2 separate regions of the Homo sapiens genome follow, and region 2 is linked to region 1. The links are chromatin contacts, found by Hi-C or POLR2A ChIA-PET in ENCODE. All regions are on one chromosome and are shown on one strand. The core of a region is the stretch at or near the end of the contact, and the rest is flanking DNA. Distances in the headings are between cores, read along the strand shown. Region 1 has its middle 50 kb from the start of PHLDA1-AS1. Region 2 overlaps LOC105369844 (a long non-coding RNA gene).

What was found. Hi-C counts contacts between places; a loop is a spot of excess contacts on that map. ChIA-PET counts read pairs that join two places held with the same protein, here RNA polymerase II (POLR2A). Pooled maps may share reads with other maps.
Region 2: a loop to region 1 is called in a map of PC-9, with 16 times the contacts of the local background. The contact joins two enhancer-like sites. A Hi-C loop is called at or near these places in 4 of 168 maps with a recorded cell type or tissue (HCT116, HepG2, MCF 10A and 1 more) and 6 of 50 pooled maps. POLR2A ChIA-PET finds 5 or more read pairs at or near these places in 4 of 52 experiments (B cell, HEK293, HepG2 and 1 more).

The regions. Positions count from the first base shown.
Region 1 is chr12:75,977,142-75,984,284 of GRCh38, reverse strand. No RefSeq gene overlaps it. Among named protein-coding and RNA genes, the nearest start is that of PHLDA1-AS1, 50 kb to the left of the region's middle. RefSeq lists enhancers at 6,034-6,083, 6,093-6,237, 6,114-6,283, 5,612-6,811 and a cis regulatory region at 6,159-6,172. Within about 2 kb of position 5,429, at least 25 of the 41 ENCODE cell types and tissues checked have a DNase peak (open chromatin) inside an H3K27ac peak, as active enhancers do; they include HCT116 and PC-9, where a contact is called at or near this core.
Region 2 is chr12:75,621,838-75,628,461 of GRCh38, reverse strand. The region is part of intron 9 of LOC105369844 (a long non-coding RNA gene); the gene reads left to right. Among named protein-coding and RNA genes, the nearest start is that of KRR1, 110 kb to the right of the region's middle. Within about 2 kb of position 4,526, at least 3 of the 41 ENCODE cell types and tissues checked have a DNase peak (open chromatin) inside an H3K27ac peak, as active enhancers do; they include HCT116 and PC-9, where a contact is called at or near this core.

The DNA of each region.
Region 1 (7,143 bases), core at 4,180-6,679:
CACTGCAACTTCCACCTTCTGGGTAAAAGTGATTCTCCTGCCTCAGCCTCCCAGTAGCTGGGATTACCGGCACCCACCACCATGCCTGGCTAATTTTTGTATTTTTAGTAGAGACGGGGATTTGCCATGTTGGCCAGGCTGGTCCCAAACTCCTGACCTCAGGTGATCTGCCTGCCTTGGCCTCCCAAAATGCTGGGATTACAGGCGTAAGCCACCATGCCCGGCCTGCCTAGCAGGTTTGAAAGTGTGAAAGGACTCCAGTGGCTGGAGTGGAAGTGAGGAAGAGGGAGAGCTCCTGGGCACCAGAATGAATGGGGAGGGTCCTTTAGGGCACTGTGAGGCCATTAGCTTTTACTCCTACTGAGACTGGACATCCCAGGAGAGTTTCAGAGCAGAGAAGTGCTATGACTGCTCTTGAAGTTTAAGAGGACCAGGTGGCTGGCTTTGCTGTGTGTCAGAGAACAGGAGCAGAAACAGGGAGACCAGCTGGGAGGTGACTGCAAAAGTCCAGGTGAGAGGCGATGGAGCTAGTGAGGAGTGCCGGAGGCCTGGTGTATTCTGACGGTAAGCCAATAGCATTTGTGGATGGACTGGACATGGGGCATAAGCAAAATAGAAGAGTCAAAGGAGGGATGAAGTTGGCATTAAGTGAAAGGGGGAAACTTTAAGTGCAGCAAGGTTTTTTTGAGGGGTGGGGATAGGGAAAGATCATAAGTTCATATGTGAGGTGTTAAGTGTTAGATGTCTATCTGACATCATGTCCAAGTGGAAACAAATTGGCATTCCATATGTCTTTTCCAATAGCAAAATCTGGAATTGCATCGTTTCACTCAAGTGGAAAAGGAAAATGAAAGTAAGGGTGAGGAATGGGTGAGAAAGAGGAATATTTGGAAGAAAAAGATGTTCTTCACCCTGCTATGGGGGACTTGATTGAGGACTGTGACAGTCTTTGGGAACTGATAACTAGGGGAAGCTGCCAATGCTTGGTGATCTCTCAAATCCCAGGGAAGACAGGCTGTCAGAGCTCTCCGATGGCATGTAGAAGAGCTGAGCTGAAGGTCACGTCTCCATGCTTCCAGCTGCCAAGGCGTGGTGGAGTCACTTAATGCCACCACCTCCCAGTTATCCTCCCACAGCCTTTTGTAGTGTGCCCAGGTTAACCCATTCTCGCCACTTCCCCTCATAACAGAGGAGCTGTAAGGAAATATATATGGCTGGGCATGGCTCACATCTGTAATCTCAGCACTTTGGGAGGTAAAGTAGGAGGATCCTTGAGTCCAGGAGTTTGGAACCAGCCTGGGCAACACAGGGAGACCTGGTCTCTACAAAAATAAAAAAAAAATTAGCCAGATATGGTGGTAGGCACCTGTGGCCAAGGATTCTGTCACCTTCACCTTTGCTGAGTTGGGAGGATCGCTTGAGCCTGGGAGGCAGAGGTTTCAGTGAGCGGTGCTCGTGCCACTGCACTCCAGCAGAGTGAAACCTTGTCTCAAAACAAAGCAAAAAATAAAAGCAAAGAAAAAGAAAAACATATATAGGCATTACTCTCGTACAAATTACCTCAGGAGGAAAAAAATAAAATCTTTTCTTGGAGGAGTGGAAAAACTCTTTTTAATTTTTATTTTATTTAATAGAGATGGGGTCTCATTATGTTGCTCAGGCTAGTCTCAAATTCCTGGGCTCAAGCAATCCATCTGTCTCATCTCCTAAAGTGCTGGGATTACAGGCATGAGCCACCGCACCTGGCCAATAAAGCCCTTTATATGATATGTGTTGTTGCTCTTGTCCACAACCACAGTCATGTTCATCTCCGTGATGTCTAGGAACCTGCTCCTACTAAGCACAGCCTCCTCCCACATCTCCAGGAGCCTTTCTTTTCTCCAAGGCGACTCCTGACTCTTTCCTCTCGGCTGTCCCTGCGGATGTTATCATTTCATCTCTCCCACCCACTAAAATTTGGCTCCTCCTCAAGGCGCTTTCGCATTTTCCCACGGTTTTCTTCTTGACTCTTCCTGTCAGCTTCTATGTTCTCTTCTCTCATTCTCTGTAGATTCTGTGAGAACTTGGCAATTTTTCTCTTAGGCTTTTTTTTGCCATTTATTCTCCCCCTCCCCCTCCCCCTCCCCCGTTTTATTTTTTACGGCTTGTTATATACTGAGGTTTTGTATTTATCTTCTATCCTCCTCTACTCCATAAGGCTCAGAATGGAGAATTTCTTTAAGCCTTCATTATATTACTTGTGAGTTTCTCAGTTTCATTCAGAAATCAGTTATACATACCTAATAATGAAACTTAATTTGGGGAAGTTTTGCTGACAGTCTCTATGCCAAGTTCATGATTAACAGCTGGGATAGGATATATAACAATTATGTTTAATATTTTGTTTCGAGATGATCAAACTCCACCTGCAAGTTTCCCGCTAGCTTTACTTTGGAAAGAAGTTATTTAATGCAGAGATTGGGATGTGGGAGAGCTACTTGGTTTATGTTTTTTAATGACTCTGGGTTAACTCGAACTCAGACTACAGTTCACATGGTTCTTGTGCTCCCTTTGTCTGACCCTCTCTTTCTGCCAATTAGCTGGGTCTGATTTCAAAAGCCTTTTTCTTTTATGCCAATTATCGTTGATTATCTTGGCAAATTCCCACCTAATGCTCAGTTAAGGGCGGGTTCTCAATCTTTTTCCACTGGTGTCTCAACAGGTTTTCCATGGGGAATGTGATATGGGTACACTTCCTTGGAAAGGAGTGCCTTAGTAATCACTAAGCTCCCTTGGTTGGGCCCTAAATAGACCTTCCTTATAGCAAAATCCGCTTTGTAGCCAGTATTTTTGTGGCGAGTCTTTATTGTGCTGCCAGGTCTTATCTCATGTAGGCCAGCCTGTCTTTGGCATCTGTAGTTTGCAAATTGGTAACTGGAAGAATACAATGAGGATTTTTCCCTCCCTCCCTCCCTCCCTTCCTTCCTTCCCTCTTTTTTTTTTGTTTGTAAGCTGCGTGTATGGAACTCTTACTCTATGCCAGGCACTGTGATAGTGCTTTAGACAGAAGATTCATTCGGTTCATACAACCCATTTTATAGATGGAGATGGATGCTTAGAGGGCTTAAATAACTTGCTCAACTTATAGCTAGCTAGTAAGTGTAGGAACCAGGATATGAACTAGATCTAGTTTCAAAACCTGAATCCTTGAAGATAGTTCTTCCTGTTACACTATGGGGTTTAAAACTAAATCAGCGAGGCCGGGAGTGGTGGCTCATGCCTGTAATCCCAGCACTTTGGGAGGCCGAGACGGGTGGATCATGAGGTCAGGAGATCAAGACCATCCTGGCTAACACGGTGAAACCCTGTCTCTACTAAAAATACAAAAAATTAGCCGAGCGTGGTGGCACATTCCTGTAGTCCCAGCTACTCTGGAGGCTGAGGCAGGAAAACCACTTGAACCCAGGAGATGGAGGTTGCAGTGAGCAGAGATTGCGCCACTGCACTCCAGCCTGGGCGACAGAGCGAGACTCCGTCAAAAACAAACAAACACCCACTAAATCAGCAAAAGAGAATCAATACAATTCATTTCTCTTTTCCTAAAGATTTTAGTTTTCCTAGAAAATTTCTAACAACCGTGACATTCATTTGAAATCTAAAAGTTGGGTTGTCTTTTTCTATTCCCAGAGTCAGAACTTTGATTAACGTAAAGAAATCTCGAATCTCTAAGCTGCTGATTTAAAAAATAAATATGTATATATGTGTATGTATTGTCTTGAACATAATGAGGTCCTGAACCAGAAACCAATTGTACTGTACATCTGCAATAAACTAGCTACTAAATGCCAAGCTATGGGGAACATGCACTAATTAAAGACAGACTGTCTAATTTTTCTGTGATTGCTACAAAGTAATCGTGATAGTCTCAATGCACATGACAGATGCTCACTAAATTGTTGATAGGTTAGTTCCGGTTCAAAATGGTGGGAGAAGATGAGAGTGTGATTTATCTTATCGTAAATGTTGTTCCCAACAGAAGGTCAGACGATGAATTCCCAATGAGAAGTTGAACCCAATTGGCCCCTTTCTATGTGTGCTTGATGAGGTGTTTCTGATGGGGCTTTTATTGGTCAAGCTTGAAAGACCATCTTTTCAGAAAGGTCAAATTCCCCATTATCCAGGAATAGGGAAATAAGGCTACAAACTTCTAGGGCTTCTGCTGCTGTCTTTCTTCCTTTCTCATTTCTTATACATAAGAAAGAAATATCGAAAATTCATAGATGACAGCTGAGATGTCCTCTTGGAAATAAGACTTCATTATGTTTCCCGTCTACTGCCTGCTATGATTACATAAAGAAAAGGTGACCAGAATCACTGTAGCAACAAATAGAATTCAGTTGCTTCTTTTCCTGCCCTCAGCCTCCTAGGGCCTATAGTGTGGTGGCTGAGAGCTCAGATTCTGGAGGTGAACAGCTCTGGGCTTAAATCCTGGCTCCTTTACCTTTTGGCTTGATTTTGGGCAAGTTACACAATCCCCTAAACTCATCATTTCCCATCTGAAGTGGGGATGAAAATAGCACCAATCTAATATGGTTACTATGAAGATTAAAAGGATTAATGTTTGTAAAAAAAAATTAGCAGTGTACCTGGCATATGGTAAATATCAAATTTATGATAGCTGTTTTAAAAATTATTATTATTGCAGAAATATACTAGTTCATTAGTTGCATATACTGATAGAAGTGGGGATGGAACTTCATAAGGGAGTGGAAAGAGAATACTAGCACTCCCTGGTACCACTTGTATGTAAATCACTTAACGGTGTGCAAAGGATCACACTATAGTTCTGTGATGTGAGAGAAGACTGAATCACTTCCATTTCCGTTGGTAAATGCTAAGGGCAACTACAGGGTGCAGGGCAATAAATGCTGCCTCTCTACTTGGAAATGACTAATCTCCTTTCTCTAAAGTAAAGTGATGTTGAAGTGGGTAAGAAGAGAGAAGATGAAGGTAGCCAGAGTGAGAAGTGGGATGGAAGGGACAGGGAAGTTTCTAAGATCAGCCCCAAATCTTCCTTCTTGAGCTGTGACCAGAACACCATCCAATATCCAATGTCTTCTATCAGCCTGAGTTATCAAGCACAGGAGAGAGCTCCGTATTAAACTGTGTGGCATACGAGTGCCTAATTCCCAGTCTTCTAACTAGTAAGGACAAGGTTTCCTTGCCAAGTTTATCCTGAGGGCAAAGGCCTGGGTGATGTTTTTTGAGGGATGGTATATTCTTTTTAAAAAAGGTATTTAGGAAGCTGTACTTTGTAGACCCATGTGAGAAGGGAAATTGCATTTAAAACTCACCTTGGGGTGAAGGGAAATGCCTTTGAACTCTGCAACTCAGTAGGTAGTCACTTATCCCCCTCATCATTGATGGGTGAGCAGACAAGCTGAGAGCAATCGCATCTCAGCGTACAGTCCTGATGCACTTGTATTCAGTAATGTAGGCAGTTTGAGGTTTGCCCTTCTGTCCTCGCTAGGTGTTTGCTTTCTACTCTGTACATGTTTTAGGATGAACTATAGTTATCTTCCAAATTAGCATTTTAAAGGCATTCTGATTTTGTTTAAAACAAATCACAACGTGAAGTATTGGACTATGGCTGTAGATAATTCTTCAGATTGTGTTAGTACTCCTGGACCAGTTATTGTGAACTCATGGCCTTTTCAAAATGCAGTCGTTGGCTTTCATCTTCTTAAATGTGACTCTATCAAATCCATTCCAACTCTCATACTGGCATTAGTTTGGCCTACTTCCTCTAACGCAAGCCAAGCAAATTCTCCAAATACCAAATATAAGATGGAGATTCAAAGGTCATTGTTTTCTTCCATGCCATTCCACTCCACTCCCACCCCCAGCCAGCAGGGTAAGGGTTCAGATTCCTGCTTAAAACAACAGGTCAGTGGGCACTGCCAAATCATCCTCAATGCCGTTTCAACTGCTAAGTTTTCTGTATCACAAAACCAATGTTTATCCTGTATTTGCAACCCCTGAGCTGCGTTCTCTTGCCCTGATTCTCTTGCTCTTCCCTGCCAGTGAATTTGCATCATTTCTGTGTGTGCTTTGTTTGACTGCCCTGACTCCAGTTCTGCTGAGACTGTCTGTGGGTGGTTTCCCTGTGCAGAGATGACAAGTGCAAAGGTCAGAAGCTTCCATGATTCATTTCCTCTTTGCTGCACGCAGTGGATGGTTTTCTGGGTGAGTCACTCAGATGCCAAACACAGGAGGGATTTTCTTCACATAGAGGCCCTGAGGCTCTGCTATGCCCTGAATTGGAGGAGGAACTGAGTTCTTAATATTTCCTGAAAAATTGTGTATTTTTTCCAATGATTTCATAAGCCCATTTGTATTCCCTTTCTTTGCATCTGATGACTCTGATTTGCGAATGCTGCGTACCCCTTGGAGAACATTTTGGTATCTTGTAGAGCTTCACTGAGTTCTGACTCAAGAGTAATTGGACTCTTTGAAATATACCCCAAAAGCCTGGATGCAGTAGCTCACACCTATAATCCCAGCGTTTTGGGAGGCCAGGCGGGAGGATTGCTTGAGGCCAGGAGTTTGAGACCAGCCTGGGCAACATAGTAAGACCCTGTCTCTCTCTAAAAAAAAAAAAAAAAAAATTACGTGTGTGTGTGTGTGTGTGTATTATGTTTGTGTGTATATATCTCAAGCATATTCCTGTATTAAAACATTCCCTGGTATGTTATCTATACAGGAGTATTAACAGCAGTCTACCTGTGGCTCTTCAAAAATCCACCCTCCTAGCCAGGCACAGCGGCTCATGCCTGTAATCCCAGCACTTTGTGAAGCCGAGGTGGGCAGATCACTTGAGGTTAGGAGTTCAAGACTAGCGTGGCCAGAGTGGTGAAACCCCATCTCTACTAGAAATACAAAAATTAGCCAGGCGTGGTGGCGGGCACTTGTAATCCCAGCTATTCGGGAGGCTGAGGCAGAGAATCTCTTGAATCCAGGAGGCAGAGATTGCAGTGAGTCGACATCGTGCCACTGGCCTCCAGCCTTGGGTGACAGAGTGAGACTCTGTCTTAAAAAAAAAAAAAAAAATACTACCCTCCTCTTCTTCTTCCAGAATAAAAATCTATGGGAGGAACAAGAACA
Region 2 (6,624 bases), core at 3,277-5,776, 350 kb after region 1:
TCTAATTTTGCCTTTCACAACAATGTGGAAATTTTTGTCCTTTACAAATTCCTGATAGGGAAGAAAATGGATAACTAGGGTATTATCTAATCAATACATTGACCCACTTTAGTCATCTCCATGTACAACTGGTTTGACTTCTAAATGAAATGATTCGTAAGCTCAAATAATTGTCAATTCAGGTAACTTTTTTTTTCAGTCCTCTTTGAATAAATTATTTCCTGTCTTTATTAATTATGGAAGGAGATGTATTTTTGTATTCAGCTGTGCCAAATGTCATTTTAAATTTACCTTACATAGATGAGGCCTTATGGAATCAAGTTTTAATTGATCATAGTGGAAATACTGGCAACATTAACTTGATCTTAGGCAAAAGATTAAGGCTGAGCTATCAAAAGGTAAGATCTAGGTATCAGTAAGGGGACATGATGAAACTTTTTTGGAAAATCTACTCTACATTAGACATCATGCCAGGCCCATTGACTATGTCAACTCAGTTTCAGACAAGAGTCATGCAAGGAAGGGTATTTAGCCTGTAGATAAGAAAGCTCCAAATATGACATATTTAATAGGTAGTTAAATCGAGACTGAAATCTATGTCTAGGCTGGGTGCAGTAGCTCATGCCTGTAATCCCAGCACTTTGGGAGGCTGAGGCAGGTGGATCACTTGAGCCCAGGAGTTCGAGACCAGCCTGGGCAACATGGCAAAACCCTGTCTCTAAAAAAAATAAAGTACAAAAATTAGCCGAGTGTGGTGGTGCTTGCCTGTGGTCCCAGCTGCTGGGAAGGCTGAGGTGGGAGGCTTGCTTGAGCCTGGGGAGGTCAAGGCTGCGGTGAGCCATAATCACCCCACTGTACTCCAGCCTGGGTGACAGAGTAAGACTGAATAAAAATAATAATACTTTTTTTTTATTTAAGAAAAAAAAACTATGTCTATCCAGCTCCAAATAGTTTGTGTTTTTTACTTATTCTTCTTAATTCTGTTGCAATGTTTCCTAAAGTGATAAGTCAAAGTTTTTCCATTTGTTCTATTTAATCCCTACTCTAGTTATAACCCTTACACCATAGATAAGTTCATCAGATCCTTAAAAAGACTATTTTTTTTCTTCTGGTTATAAGGTGATATATACTCGCAGAAAACTTGGGGAAAACAAAGGAATAAAAAAATCACATATGTTCTTAGCGACATAAAAATAACCTCTGTATTAGTCTGTTCTCATGCTGCTAATAAAGACATACCTGAGCCTGGGTAATTTATAAAGGAAAGAGGTTTAATTGACTCACAGTTCCTCAGGGCTGGAGAGGCCTCAGGAAACTTACAATTATGGTGGAAGGGGAAGCGAACGCGTCCTTCACATGGCAGTAGCAAGAAGAAGTGCTGAGCAAAAGGAGAAAAAGTGCCTTATAAAACCATCAGATCTCGTGAGAGCTCACTCACTATCACGAGAACAGCATGAGGGTAACTGCACCTGTGATTAAATTACCTCCCACTAGGTCCCTCCCAAAACACGTGGGGATTATGGGAACTACAATTCAAGATGAGATTTGCGGGGGGCACAGCCAAACCATATCAATCTCTATCAATGTTTTGATGTCTTTAATGTCTTAATCTTCAGTGTTTTTCATACAAAGTGGGGTTATGTTTCATCTCTAGTTTTGTATTCTATGCATATATAATATTGTGTCATATTTTTTGTATGTTGCTAAATATTCTTTGAATTATTTCAATTCCTTATATTATTTATATGGTGCAAACCACTCTTTTGAATGAATATATTAGGATATATTTAAGAATTCTCCCACATATGAATATTATAATTTTAATTGATTCTTATTTTTAATCATATTGTAATAGACATCCCTATTTGCCCACAATTCTTTTTATTTGCTAAAAATACATTCCTATAAGTAGAATAACTATTTAAAATATACATTTTAAAGGGCTTTTGATACATCTTGCCAGATTTCTCCTGTTGCTCTCTATAAAAGTTGTAACAATTTGTTCCCTTACCAGTCTTCAATGCACTGTACCCACAAAGTAATTGCAAATTTGAGAAGCAAAACTGGCACCTAATTACGGTTTTAATTTGAATTTGTAGCTTATAGTGCAGTTGGATCTTTTTTAATATGTTCATTTGTATTTTGCGTTTCTTCTGTAGCTTGGCCCTCCATGTCCTTTTTTTTTTTTTTTTCCTGTGAATTTGAGTTAGAGAATGTTTGCTCCCTCTTTGTTCATTTTTTAAGGGTTTTAATAAGATTGGGGTAACCTGGTTTTGAATGTTTGGTGGAATTCACCTTGTAAATTTATTTCAGCTCATTTATTCCTTGAATGTAGATTTTTAAATGCTTAGTCAACTTAACAGTTATAATACAAAGTTTTTTTTGGTAAGTCAGTATTGGTAGGTTATATTTCTCTAGGAATGTATCAGTTTCATCTAAGGTTTACATTTTATTGACATAAACTTGAGTACATATTATTTGTTTTTGATGATTGCTTTGTTTTAGGTAGTTAGGCTGATCAATCTTGCTGTTGATTGTTTTATTTTACTTTTTGACTACCAAAAAAATAGAATGTTCCAATCAAGTTTCTCTTAAATTATTTCTTGTTTTTTCTTTTGATATAATATTAAATACACATTTACTGTCGTGTTTGAGAAAAGAGCTTGTCCCATGCTTTTCTAGAATACACAGAGGTGTATAGATTCATCTATTTTTTTTTTTTTTTTTTGGGGGGGGATGGAGTCTTGCTCTGTTGCCAGGCTGGAGTGCGGTGGCGCGATCTTGGCTCACTGCAACCTCTGACTCCCTGGTTCAAGAGATTCTCCTGCCTCAGCCTCCTGAGTAGCTGGAATTACAGGCACACGCCACCATGCCCAACCAATTTTTGTATTTTTAGTAGAGATGGGGTTTCACCATGTTGGCCAGGATGGTCTCCATCTCCTGACCTCATGATCTGCCCGCCTTGGCCTCCCAAAGTGCTGGGATTACAGGTGTAAGCCACCGTACCTGGCCTCTATAGCTCTATCTATGAGGGACTTGGTCCTGAGGATACATGGATTATTACCCTGAAACTCTCTCACTTTCAGAAAAAGCTGAAGAATGCTCCAAGAGTGGTTAGAAACTTAGGCCTTAAATGTAAATGGGAAAAACATGTTTTCAACATTATTACTTAACATTATTCAAAGCCTGTATCTCATTTATTTTTACTACTTCGTCTAAAATGGACTGATAATGGAATGAAGTATCTTACTACAATTATCTGTCAGTTTCTGTGTGAATCTCTAAAAATTTCTATTTATTTCTAATGGTATGGTATTATTTTAATAAGCTCATAAAATGTTGTGATGGCCTAATGTTAAGTTTAGAGGTAAAAGAATGCGTTGGAAGTTCAAGAATTTATCTATAATCCAATAACGATACTTTTTTGTTTTTTTTTTTTTTTTTGAGACAAAGTCTCTGTCACCCAGGCTGGAGTGCAGTGGCACGATCATGGCTCACTGCAGCCTCTCACTCCCCAGGCTCAGGTGAACCTCCCACCTCAGCCTCCTGAGTAGCTGGGACTACAGGCACGTACAACCACACCAGTCTAATTTTTGTATATTTTGTAGAGACAGGGTTTCACCATGTTGCCCAGACTGGTCTCAAACTCCTGGGCCCAATTGATCTGCATGTCTCAGCCTCCCAAAGTGCTGGGATTAGAGGCGCGAGCCACTGCGCCTGGCCTACCAATAATGATACAACTAAAAGCAATTCCCTCTGAACTTTTGATTCATGGTCTTTCTTATCTTTACTTCTCATTACCTTTGCTACCTTTTAAAGTTTCGTTTTACTTTTTTTTCATAGGAATTTAAGTAGGTAATTTGTAGACACTGTAAGACATGACCTTTATTTAGCTACAAGTCCCTTTTATCTAATACCTATTGAAGTGATCAATACCATCTGGATATAAACCAGACTTTTTCCACCTTGCCGCCCATCACCATGTCACCCCTAGTATTTTTATTTTAAGTATCCTCCCTGTTTTCCCTTAACTCAGTGTTAGTAAGGCTGAACACTCCACCTACATTCTTTTTGTTGATGTCTCCCAGCTCCCAGGGTACTGATCTCCAATGTAGGGTTTAGGCTCCCTAGAAGGTGCTAGTAAACATTCTTTTGAGGAGTAGGGGAAAATGCTAGAACTACTAATTATGTTTATTTTTTTATCTCACCTTAAATTATTCTTTGTTTATGCTCTATAGTGTTTATGATATAATTACAGTAGTACAGGTATACTTTACTAATAAATAAACATGTGTTTATTGAGTGAACTGAATTTGTTGCGTGCGCTACAGATCTGGTGATTTGTATGCAGGAAGTTTATTGGGGAATGCTCTTAGGATCAGCGCCTCAGGGGGTACTGTCAAAAGGGCAGGATTGCATCATGGTTCTCAACTGGGAAGGTTTGGAACCCCAGGATATATTTAGCAACATCTGGAGACATACTGGCATCTAGTGGATAGAGGCCAAGGACACTGCTAAATACCCTGTAATATACAGAGTGGCCACCACAACAAAGAATCATCCAGGTCAAAATGTCAATAGTGCTGAATTTGAGAAATCCTGGGGTAAAAGGATAAGCTGAATGGCAGTCAAGGCCAAGGCCTCACTTCATTCCGTAGGGAGCTCTGGAATCAGGTGGGCCCTTCACAGTGTTCTACACAGGCCAGTCATGGGACACAGGAAGGAAGTATGACCTCAGAAGGGTGATTGTCTTTGGCTTTAGGCAAACCTGAGAAAGCTAAGAGCAGGCAGCTGCCAACACCCACAATACTGGAGAAATGAGAGCTTCAGCCCTGAGAAGGTTATGGAGAGAGACTAGGTGGAAAACCACAGCATCCACTACAGGAGAAATCACTAGCCAGCTTTTTTTCTCTCTCATTATTGTCTTTAAGTTTTTTTCTAAATGTTATTTTTAATTGACAAATAATAATTGTGTATATTATGGGGTACAAAGTGATATTTTGATCTATGTTTACATTGCGAAATGATTAAATAAGGCTAATTAACAGATTCATCAGCTCCCATACTTACCGTTTGTTTGTGGTGAAAACATTTAAAGTCTACTCTCTGAGCAATTTTGAAATATGTACTGCATTGTTATTTATTACAGTCATTCTGTACAATAGATCACTAAAGCTTATTCCTTTTGCCTAATTGTCTTTAAGTTTGGTTGAACCTTGGCCTCATCCTTCCCTCTGCCTTACCACCAGTGAATCTCACTGCTTCTTAGGGCAATTTCAGACATAAAAAAAAAAATCCATTTTCAAGCCTTCCAAACTCAAGGACAATTTATTTCAGAACATTAATCCCTTATTCGGGGCAAAACTTCCCTTTCTCTTCACTCCAATCTACTCTCGGCTGGGGAAATGGTGATGGACAATGGAGCATGTAGCTTTCTCTTATTTCTCTTATTTTGACTTCCTTTCCCACATGCTCTGTGAAATGTTGGGACAAAGGGCAGGAGGAGATGTAAAACAGTTTAGTTTGGAGGCCACAGTGTAGAGGGTGTTGATCCAATAATCATCACATCTCTGTTACATTTTTTACAGTTTCCCTTTCTACTGGTTCATTTCTGTTTGTCCACTAAGGTACTCACAAATTGTTTCAGTCTTAACAGAAACACACCAAAAAATAAAATAGTAGCATCATCCTTCCTTGCTATCATTGTGCCTTTTTCTTTCTTTCCCTCCAAAGTGGAGTAGGCGGGACTTACTGTCTGCTTCCTGTTATCTGCTTATCTTTAACTCTTGACTGCTGGCTCTTTTACTTCTTCTCCCTGTGACTTCCCTGAAACTTCCAAAGGCTGCACATTACCTGTAACTATCAAATGTTAAAGCTTTTATTTTTTTCTCATTCCATTTGATCTTTTTGCAGCACTTTAACATGAATTGACAGACTATATCATCTGCTTCTTTTCTTTTAACTTTTCTCCACTGTGAAATAATGCAGAAAGAAAAGTAGACAAAATTTTAAAATATATACCTCAGTGATTACAGAGAAAACTCATGTGATTGTCACCTACCAGATGAATGTGTGCATTTCTTATACCCTAGAAGCCCCCCTTGCAGCTTTCCAATCACTACCAGTTCAAAAATAGTCAATATGCTAACTACTATGCTAATTACTTTGATATTCTTTATAGTTTTCCACCTAAGAATGCATTTCTAAGCACTATAATTTGATTTTGCATCTTTTTAAAAGCAATATAAAGGCCTGCAGTATATATTCTTCTGTGTATGGCTTCTTTTGCTCAATACTACATTTGTGAGATTCATCATTATTGTTGTGTATAGCTGGGATTAATTCCTTTTTATGGCTGTATGCTATTCAATTTCATGAATATACCACATTTATCCATTCTATTGTAGATGAACATTGGAGATGTTTGTAATTTTTGCCTATTGCCAGTAATATTGCTATGACCTTTCTTGTATACACCTTTGGCTACATGCGTGTATGCATTTATATTGGGTATATATCTAGGCGTGGAAGTAGTGAGTTGTTGGTTTTTGCATATTTTTAAATTTAGTAGAAAATGGCAAATAGTCTTCCAAAGTGGTTATACCAATTTATACTCCTGTCAAC